Regions from separate parts of the Mus musculus genome. Here region 2 is linked to region 1. The links are chromatin loops, found by intact Hi-C in ENCODE. Cell type or tissue: heart. All regions are shown on one strand. Each heading gives the region's core, and the rest is flanking DNA. Links, peaks and the distances in the headings are about the cores only.

Region 1 (5,375 bases), core at 114-5,113:
AGTCAACAGTGGAGAATTTGGCTTTAGGAAGGGAGCTGGGAAGAGGAAGTGGAGGCAGTTGTAACAGTAGCGTAGCAGCAGAGGGAGAGCTGGCGTCTGGACGGTAGGTGGTGGGAAATTGGCTTTAGGATTGGAGTGGGCTTGCCATCAGGCTGAACGGAGGGAGCTTTTTGAAGAGACAACGGTGAGGGGGAGGGAGGAGCTGTTAGGTTGCAGCTGGAACAAGTTCTGGGGGCCACAGTGGCAGAAGAGGGAGTGAAGGGTAGGGGTCACAGTAGCCCAGACATGGACATAAAGAAGCTCCAGGACTTCCAAGAAGGACATTGCGCAGGCCCAGAGGGACCCAAGAGAGCTGTCAGACTTAGCAGGCAGCTCATGGAGGAGATAGCGAGGAAAGGATCTCACTGTGAGCCAGACATAGGGCTCAGGAAGCTGCAGTTCCTAGGGAGACTGGAGAGAAGATACGGGGTTGTTACGGAGTGTTGGAGGGCAGACTGGGCTGTGCAGAGTGGCAGGGCTGACGTGGAAATAAGTATAGCTGGGCGGGCAGTTGATGGGTAAGGAGAAGGGGGACCTCCTGTAGTGGGGGCCTGAGGAGTGTAGCATCCTTGCTGAGGTAGGCTCAGGCAGTGTGGGCTGTAGGGAGGTGTGGGTGAGGTAGGCTGCATGAGCAGCCCAGCAGCTGGTGAGCACGAAGTGCCTGCCAGTCAGTACTCCTAAGACTGAAATGCTGCAGAGGCTTACAGTGTCATGTAGGACTGTTCAGAGAGTGTAAGAGTCACAGCACAGGGCTTGGAGCAGCAGAAGGGAAAGCAGAGATGCATTTGGGAGCTAAAGTGCACTATTAATGTGTTTTACTGGTGCAGGAAACATTTCTATCACCAGTGGAGGCCCGTGGGTCTAAGTTGAGAGACTGGGCATCTTCATGTATGTATCTTGAGATCTCTGGGACAAAGGGGTCACAGCAGACTCATGTCACCAAGAGAGAGACCCCAGTGGGCCTAAGGAAGAATCTAGAACCTGTGGACAGGGTTTTCAGAGGCGGAGGACTCCAGATCTTAGCAGTACAACCGCCCAAAGTGAAAAGAAAGCTTTGCTAACCACACAGAACTGAATGGAATGTACTTATCAAGTGTAGGAATGTAGGGAGTTTGGGGGGAAACTCCCCAGTTAGCCACTGTTGGATGGAGAGGAGGGTGTGCATGGGAGATTCTGTAGGCCAAAAGCAGATTTGGCCTCATACCTTCAACAGCAGTCTGCAACTCCAGTTCCAGGGGCGAGCTGTAATAAACCCTTTCCCCACCAGCTTGCTTTTGGTCATGGCTTTATCACAGCAATAAAAAGCAAACTAAGACACCAGCAAGCACTCTGCCAACTGAGCTACATCCCAGCTAGCCTCTAGCTTCTCTTTTAAAGTCATGTCCAGAATACAGAAAGATACGCCTTTTGTTTCCAGGGGAATATACAGAGTGGAGTTAGGTCCTACTGCATTTTCTAGGTCAGGTTAGTTTACTAAATTGTAGGCAGACTGCTGAGTGAGATGGCTTGGTACGAAAAGGCTTGACACAGCCTGACAACCTGAGTTTGATATTCAGGATTTACATGCTGGAAGGAGAGAACTAGATTCCTACAAATTGTCCTGTAATCATCACATGCATTTCATGGTGCACATGCATGTATATGCATACTAAACATTTTAAAAATACACAAAAAGCTTTAGCTTCTCAGATTAAGGATATTCAATGTATGGTTCCTGCTCTTTCCTTTTCCCTTCCCCCTTTCTCTCTCCCCTTCTCCCTTCCCGTTTGCCTAGTCATCTCACCGTGACCTAGTCATCTTAACATGTTTTTCTTTTGCGTTATTTTGAAAGATTTTGCCCTCGTTAGAAAATTTTAACTGAGATCCAGATTTCATATAAACATGGCGGGGAATATGTCTAATTCAATAAAAGAAAAACATGTTTCTTACCAGACTCCCGTGAAAACTTCTGGTTGTAATAAGAAAAACTAATTTCAGCCCCAGTGAGTGAAAGAGAACAGACTGGATGAATACTGGTTTGTTCACAGAATCGGTGTTGTCTAGATGCAAATCTTGAGTAGGCAGTGAAAGTCTGGGAAATTTAGATTCCCGCTGCTGGAGGTTGTGGGTCTTTTCTCTAGGATGCCATCTTTAAAAAAAAAAAATGAAGGCACAAGGTATTTCTGTAAAGTGTATTACTTTAAGGGTACAGCTAAGCAAAGTTTTCATTTATATAGCCACATGATTATCAGGTCATGCTATAGCATATCTGTATCATTCCAGTATCTGTGACACTTCAGTTTCGAAGTTAATGTATCTATATCTGCAGCTTTTAGTTTTTTTGGCTTTTTTTTTGTCTATTAAATTTTAAATTTTCAAGTGACAGAATCTGATATAGGAAGGTTGGGACATAGGGCCAGACTGATAGACCAAGGCTTAGCCACTAGGGGCCGCTCTTGTGTGCTACTGCTATTTTGAAGAAGGGAGAATGGATGTGAACAAGGCAGACATCATTTGTCGATGTCTAATTCATATACCTCAGATCAAAACTCAAGGTCTTGCTTTGTCACTGAAATTCGTGTGACCTGTTTTTCTTCCACAGAAATCTTTCATTTGACTCAGAAGAAGAGGCACTTGGCGAGGTCCTCCAACAGTTTGGGGATCTTAAGTATGTCCGAGTTGTCTTGCATCCAGACACAGAGCATTCTAAAGGTACTGCCCTCGGCTGACCAGGCCCGACATCAGGAAAGAGCATAAACCATGCCGTTCTGGTCGGTACACAGTCTGTTCTGTCTCTGGCTTGGCTTCCATTAAAAGCCCAAGGACATTTTGAGATTGTCCTTCGTGACGTGGAATTCAGCAATTTAATGGCTTTGCCAGCCTTAATTTTGTCTCAGCCTTTAAAGCTCTTGCTTACTTACTTTAAGAAAATGAATTCTATTTGTTGTTCTCCTTTGCATTTCAAATGTGATAGCATCTCATGGGCATTAATCATTCTACATTGCTCAGAATTAATAGGGAACTTTTTTCTTTGATGCTTTTGTTAGAGATAGAAACTGACAGAAACTTTGTTGCATGGCAGCAGTCAGAGGGAAACTATGTATAGGAGTGGTGCGGGAATATTATCCTCATAGTGCTTGTTACTCTTGAGGGATCAGCACTCATTCTAGCACAGGGCTGAGTATTAGTGTGTGAACAGATACACATAGATCGCATTAGCCTGTTTCTAAGCTCTTACCCCATGGACTGCAGCCGTTCTGTTTAAGCTTCCCATTACTCTGTGTTTGCTTTATCCTGACATAAAGAAAGCATGGCTTACTCTGCTCCCATCTCAGAGCATGAAGTCTGTTCTGATGGGAGCACAGGCAGAGCCGCTCATCTTCATGCTGGGCCAAGAAGTCGAGAAAGGGTGGCTGGTGCTAACGGTCTGCTCTCACCGCATCCTTGATTTTGCCCACGCCCCTAGACCATGAAGTACCACCCACCTTTAGGGAAGATCTTTCCCCTTGCTCCTTTTGGAAACATACTCACAAATATACCTAGAGGGTGTGGCTTCGGTCTCCGGGGTGGTTCTCTGCCCAGCCAAGTCACAGGGAGGTAAACCATCATAAGCCTTGAGGTCATCGTTCACTGACTCCCTAGCAGGGCTGTGAGCCCTTTCCTCAGAAAAACGCTGTGTCTGAGGCCTTGTGGCTTCTCAAGAGTTTATCCGTGGTTAAGAACTTCCATTCTAAACCTTACTTTTCAACTGATAGGAATTGATTAGATAAGACTTGGTCAATTTTACCTTTACTCAGTTAAAATAATGTAGGCAGTACTGAACAGCTCCCTGGAGGTAGGGACATTGGCTCACTGAGAGCTCGGCTTATTTGCCTGGTAAGTGACTAGGGTAATAAAATGTCCTCAGCTCTGATGGTCACACCTCAGGACCTTTTTCAGTTCTGGTTTGTTTTTCTGGAATGGACAACTAGAATCTCTTAGAACACCCAGAGTGCGGGCGCGGCACTATTTCACTTTTATCTCTTAGATTAACACTTCTACAATGTAGCCGACAAGTGATTTGCTGGACGTCTTTTCTGTTCCCTCAGTCTTGATAGTTAATCATTTTAAAACCATAATTTTAATTTTTTTCAATGTTCTGTCATTTGCTGGCTCTAACTTGCTGGAATTTTCTGATACTTTTTCTGTGTTCCTTGACAGTTTGTTTCTCTTAGCAAGCCTTTTTACTGCCTAGAACTACCGTGATCCATGACCTTAGGGAGATGCTGAGACTGAACCAGCCAGCACTGATTCTGAGACAGTGATTTCCTTATACTGTGGACTCTCCCTCTCCCTCTCCCTCTCCCTCTCCCTCTCCCTCTCCCTCTCCCTCTCCCTCTCCCTCCCCTTCCCACTCCCCCCTTCTATTTTCTTTTCTTTTCAGACAGGGTCTCACTGTGTAGACCAGGCTGTCCTGTAACTCACAGAAATCTGCTTGCCTCTACTTCCTGAGTGCTGCGATTAAAGGTGTTCACCACCATACCTGGCCTGATTTTCTTGCTATGGGATGACTAGGCAATCTGCCTGTTAGAAATCTTTTACCTCTTCATCCTTTATTTCTTTCATTACACTTGTCCTTCAGTACCCACTGGGTCTTGTTCAAGACCATGGCAAATACCAAAATTTGCGAGTACTCGAGTTCTTTATATAAAATGGCACAGTGTTTGCATATAACCTATGCATACCTTCCATACACTTTCATCTCTAGATCGTATATGTATTAAGGAACAAAAATAAAGCAACTTCCTCTTGGATTAGTTGGGCTTAGTGTAAGCCTGATTTGAATTGTCCACTTGTCTTGTGTCTACTGTCTGTCCCTAATAAAGGACTTTGCCTCATACTAATTGAACAGTACAGAAAGCATGGTATGGGGAAGCAATGAGGGATCTTTATAGAAATCTTTGACAGGAATACTATTTCCAGCAGACCCAGTATAGCAACAGGAGCTATAGTAACAGATGTTACCAGCCCATGTCTACCTGTTGCTTTCAGTGTTTATATTTGTTGTCTAAGATTGCTTCCACTCTGGGCTGGAGAGATGGCTCAGCAGTTAAGAGTTAAGACTGCTCTTCCAGAGGTCCTGAGTTCAATTCCTAGCAATTGCATGGTGGCTCACAACCATCTGTAATGGGATCTGATGCCATCTTCTGGTGTGTCTGAAGAGAGCAATGGTGTCTATTTCATAATATATTTACACCTCAAAACTCAAAAAGAATTCTCTCATATAAGACTACCATATCTCCCAGAGCTAGGATATTATCTTCTGCCGCATACTGAAATGAATGCAGGCAGATTAATCTAAAGCATAGATTAATATA
Region 2 (5,375 bases), core at 376-5,375, 120 kb after region 1:
CTGTTTGAATAAGAATGGCCCCTATAGGCTCAAATATTTGAATTCTAGTCACTAGGAGGAAGTGAGTTTGATAGGATTAGAAGGATTGGAGGATGTATGTCGTGTGTGTGTGTGTGTGTGTGTGTGTGTGTGTGTACGTGTGTATGTGCATGTGTGTGTACGTGGGGGTTGAGTCTTCAAAAGTTCATTCCAGGTCCATTCTCTCTCTCTTTTTCTATGGATCAGAATGTAGCTTTCAGCTACTTCTCCAGCACCATGCCTGCATGTATTCCACCATGTTCCCAGAGGGTAATAAACAAAACCTCTGAAAGCTCCCAATTAAATGCTTTCTTCTGGGAGAGTTGCCTGGGCCACGGATGGTCTTCCCAGCAATAGAACGGTGACTAAGGCAGGTGCTGCCAGCTTCAAACTCAGGATCCTCTTGCTTGAGCCTACACTGGAATAACCCACATGCATTGCCCCTCCAAATGAGACTCGCCTTTATAAGGAAGCCATTCTTGAGCTGACCTAGTAGAGCATGAATGGATTAAGCCATTCACACGGGTGGAGGCCCCTGACTGACAAACCCTGATGTGACAGCAATCAAATTCCAACACGAGTTTCTGAAGGAACAGGCTGTATCCAGGCTGGGGCAAACTGAAATGTCCATCGGAAAGTGGGGGCATGAACTGTGGTTTTCCTGTGCTGTCCAGTTATTCAGAAGTAAATCAGTGTGCTTGGAAACACAATACTAGATTTTAAAATACACAGCGAGTTCTCAGACGATAGGGTCACTCTGACACCGCATATGCAAAATAAAAAGCTCTCGCTCGAAGTACTGCTAGTTGTCATTTATGAGTAATATGGGGCGAGCACATGTGTGAGAAAATTATCCAAGGAGTGCAGACCAGCGGCTGTGTATTTGGAGAGAAAGCGACACGAAGGGACTTCAGGCGTTGGGTTTTGCTGTTGTTGTTTTTGTTGTTGTTGTTGTTTCTGTTTGTTTTTAGAATCTGATGTAAATGCAGCATAATGCTAGCATCTGCCATTTGTTGGGGTAGGTACATGGCTCTTGTCTTGTCCCTACTTGTATCTTGCTGTAAGGTTGGAATACTTCAGAACTAAAAGGAAAAAAAGAAAAAGAGAGTGCTACAAAGTCCCGGCAACACTTGCATTTACATGAGAAGGGCGGAGATATGGGAGAGCCTTCTCAGGATTTCTTTCCCCGGGTTTCCAACAAGCAGTCACAGGATGCTTTTCTCCGCTGCGGAAATGGATGCCCAAAGGGCTTCCCCCACCCTCAGTCAATTATCCTTGCCCTTCTGAAACTGACCCTCATTCAGATGTGGGGGTCAAATTGAGAACACAGGAACCTGGCTGCATCCACCACCTCCTCAGCACTGGAAGTTTGATTTCCAGGACCCCCTCCTCCGTTGCTTCTCTCCCCAGAGGGGAGCCCTACCTAGTTCTTTATCTTTCTTCTTTCTCTGTCTTTCCCAGTGTTTCTTTGTAAAAACTATAGCCATTCAGCAACTCCCATTTCCAAGTGTCAACCCCTGGACTCTTTTGTCATGATTCCACCAAAGCTGAGCCCTGGGCCAGTGGTTCTTACACACAATTGCGCAGGGAGTCATCTTATGACGTTTCTGGGTTCCACCTTCAATTCTGGACAGAGGCATTGGGTGCTGAAAACCGTTGAACTACAGGCTCTCTGAAGACACGACAAACAAAAACAGAAAAAACAAAAAACCCTCCAGTGTGACGCTGAGCGATAGGTATCAAAGAGGCCCCTACTTTGAGAGTCTCTGCCCCAAAAGACTGAGCCCTGGGTTGTATCAATGATCCTGCAGCCTTGATATTAAAAGAGCTTAAAAGGGGACTTCTTAGTCTTTCAGCAAAGGATCCATGTCCTGGAACACTGGTCCACAAGCTCTGTTCCTGTCCTGAATGCCCTGACCACACCTCTAAAGGGCACAGCCTTCAGGATGGGTGTGTCCTGGACCCCAGGACCTCTTCAAGGGCAGGGTCAGATCTGAGATAATTCCTGGCTGGACAAGGTACAGACTCTGGGGGAAAAAAGAGGAAAGGAACGAAGAAGAGAGTGGAGAGGACAGAAAAGAGTCCAGAACAGAGATGCTGTGTGACTGGGGTCAGCAGCTGCCCCAGGACTTAGGGTATAAATGTGAAAGCACCAATAGGCCCTGTCCAGTCCCCTGTGTGTGACTGCCAGCTTCATTCAGGAAGTTCTTTGGTGTTCTCTGTCACGCCCCCAGGTCCCGTTGGGAGCAGGTGACCTTGGGGAACAACAGAGAAGCTTTGCAGGCAGAAGATGTTCACAGGTGGGGTGGCTGAACAAAGTAGCTGATATCATGTTGGTTTACAGAGTCGCCAGTTGTCGGGCTCATGGGAAGTGATAACTCCAGCCACCTTTGATGTCTCTGCACCAGCCGGACTCCGGGAAACCCTTAGGCTTCCTCGCTGCTGCTAAGCTCTCAATCCTTTCTCTGGACGTATGGGCCATGCCAATAAAGGGGCTTTGCATCAACCTCCTTCCTGCCTGGTTACCAACACCGCACACACACACACACACACACACACACACACACACACAACACAAGAAAGCTATACACAGGTGGTCACGTGGATCCCACCCCAAAGCTGACATTCACTGGGCCCAGAGTCGGGACCCACGGCCCTCTGTGGAAGTTGTTATTATCCCTGTTCTGAGGATGAACAAAGTGAAGAACAGAGAGGGTTAAGAACTTTCCAGAAAGCACACAGCTAGTCCTAGAAGACGGATCTGACTGTCTTGGAAGTCCGGGTTCTTCCTATGAACGTTAGGAGCTGAAGTCTTTTCCAAAAGATACCCTCTAATGGGAGCAGTTCCCCGAGGGAGCCAAACTGAGACTTCAGGTACTCGACTGAGGAGCAAGGGGCAGTCAAATGTCCAGGCTGTGTTCCTAGAAAACCCATTTTGAGAGGTGACTTATTCCGGGTGATGAGCAAACTGTAAACAACCTCAGTGAAGGGCGCCCCATATAAGCATCCTTTCCCACCTACCTCTACCTCGCCCCAGGCTCTGCGGCTCTTGGGGAGGGACTGCTTGGCACAGAAATCCCTAACCGGCAAGGAAAGACTGCTGTCCTCCAGAGTCAGACAGCAATACCCTCACTCAATAGAGGATGTAGGGTGAAGTTCCCCAAGATGACCGCACGATGCCGCCCTTGAGCTACGCATCCCGTTCCAACCCGCATGCTGGGGACCGTGGCCTAGCAAACCTGCTTTGTTGGGGCCAGAATTGAGAAGTCAGAGAGCATCGGGACCCTGAGCTCCTGTGGTCATGAGTCAGCCTTGTAATGTGGCCTGTCCATGTCGTGCCTTCTCCGCCGATGTCTTCCTGTCTCCAGGTGGTGGCGTTCACCCCCCACACCTGCAGTTCTCCCTTCTGACCTGTGAACTCAGCTCTCCTTCCTGAACTGCCACAGCACACTCCAGCAGCCCCACGTAGGCTCCCTTGCCACCCTTGAACTCGGCGAGACTCACACACCAGCGTACATATCCCCTTAGAATTGCCTCCTGTGGTTCTGCACAGGGAGGTAACCTTCTGGGGGCTTTTGTTTCTCAAGATCTGTGACTTTGTTAGCAATGAGATTGACACCCCATTCTTTGTCCAGGGTTGCCCACCCATCCCGCACCTGGGCGTAAAAAGAGCAGAGAGATCCAGATAAGGAACGGCATAGAACCAGGAAGCACAGAAGTAGGGTGGGGGCACAGGTGAATGAGATGGATGCCCATGTGGCCATACCTGACGTGCCTCACCACAGCTGCAGAGTTGTACCCAACTCCCTTACACTGGCAGGAGCCACCACCGGCAATTGTCATCACCTGTCCTTACCACCTTTGGAAACTGAGGACGCGGGGTCTTTAAATGTTCCTATGTCAGTCCTCTGCTCTTTATTGCAACACGGAGCTTCAGAAAGTTCCCCTGGATTTTACCTCACGCCTTGTGTATGGACTCTCCTCAACGCCTCCTCTAAGGATGACTGACCGCAGATTTCCCCCAAGTCGGCCCCCTTTCTCTAGCGTGTGCAATCCCCCCTCCTCCCTCTAGATGGCGGTGAATCAGAGGTTAGTAATGATATCCGTTCAGTTAACTTGAGCAGTCAAGGATTTTATTTGAAGGACTAGTAGTGACTCACAGGAGAAAGGGGGTCATGGTGACTGACTCAGGCTAAGGGACGGCAGGCAGACACCTCATCCTGCCGCAGAGGCTTACCATCTTCACTCGGCTGCTGGGATCAACTGTGGTGTTCCCAGTCACAGGTCCCTCTGCCCAGGATTCCAATAGCCAGGCCTGTCTTGGATCTCATGTCTACCCAATGCCAGGAAGGAGGGCTAGGCATATTGAGTGACAGCCCTGAGAGGTGTGCCCATGATAGCCAGCAACATCTACCCAAGTGGCCTTCGCTGGCTTTGACTAAAGCCACTCCTACTAAACATTGTCTATCAGGAAAGGTATGAGGTCACTGGGGCACAGAATGTCTTAGGACAGTGGTTCTCAATCTGTGGGCCACGACTCACTTGGGGGTCATATATATCCTGATATCAGATATTTACATTATAATTCATATTGGTAGAAAATTACAATTACAAAGTAGCATCAAAACAATATTATGGCTGGGATCACCACAAGATCAGGAACTGTATTAAAGGGTCACAGCATTAGGAAGATTGCCAACTTAAGGCTTAGGGCTTGATCCATGGTCACCCAGCAATACTAAGGTATGGCAAAGACGCCCTGGATCCACATGGTAGTCTTGAGTTTGGTGTGACTCACCTGGAGCCCTTGGGGGTCTCCCCTGTAGACCAAGCCTCCCGTAGATACTTTTTGGGGTAAGGGCTTCCTGACTACTGTCGAGAGAACAGCAAGCCCAGACCGCAAAAAGATCCAAAGGAGACAGCTGTGGGAAGGTTGCAGGGTGCAGCCCCTCCAGGGCTGGGGCTTGCTTGCGACTGCAGATGGGGTCAGGGAAGCAGAGCTGGGACCTGGAGAGCAGGAGGGTGGGAGAGGGAAGGGGAGAGAGGGGGAGCCTTAGGATAAATTCAGGCAGCCAGGTGACAGGAGCCCCAGTTGCACCCGCTTCTACCCACCCCGTGTCAATCGCATTCTCACCTGGCAGGCTTGTAAGGAACAGAGCGGTTGGTGCTCTGGCATGCGGGGGCAGCTGGAATCTGTCTCCTCCCCTGTCCTGTGAGGAGGATTTTACAGTTTCCTGCTATGACTGGGAGTCAGTCAACCCAGGCATCTCCTATGTCCTGGATTCCACTGCATTAACAACCCCAACTCCTCCTGGGGACTCACCAAGAGCCCCACCCCACCCCCCAAGAGGCTGTCA

Evidence for each region. A loop is a pair of places that touch in the nucleus more often than their neighbours do. Peaks named below come from ENCODE experiments on the same cell type or tissue, not always from the same donor. Only the 100,000 strongest peaks of a DNase experiment are listed, where the experiment ranks them.
Region 2: a loop joins it to region 1, with 4 times the contacts of the local background. A loop is called at or near these places in 10 of 42 quality-filtered maps.

What each region holds. Positions count from the first base shown.
Region 1 is chr6:29,140,909-29,146,283 of GRCm38, reverse strand. Rbm28 (RNA binding motif protein 28) reads left to right here. Exons shown (of 19, transcript NM_133925.2): 10 at 2,621-2,730. Among named protein-coding and RNA genes, the nearest start is that of Rbm28, 21 kb to the left of the region's middle. In heart, for the core only: a CTCF peak has its summit at 2,460 (motif pointing right); no DNase peak of the experiment used is centred there; H3K4me3 peaks cover 341 bases; H3K27ac peaks cover 1,108 bases.
Region 2 is chr6:29,022,174-29,027,548 of GRCm38, reverse strand. Mir129-1 (microRNA 129-1) reads right to left here and starts at 4,930; the gene lies at 4,858-4,930. In heart, for the core only: CTCF peaks have their summits at 3,182 and 4,085 (motif pointing right); a DNase peak (open chromatin) is centred at 3,198; H3K4me3 peaks cover 314 bases; H3K27ac peaks cover 239 bases; H3K27me3 peaks cover 4,310 bases.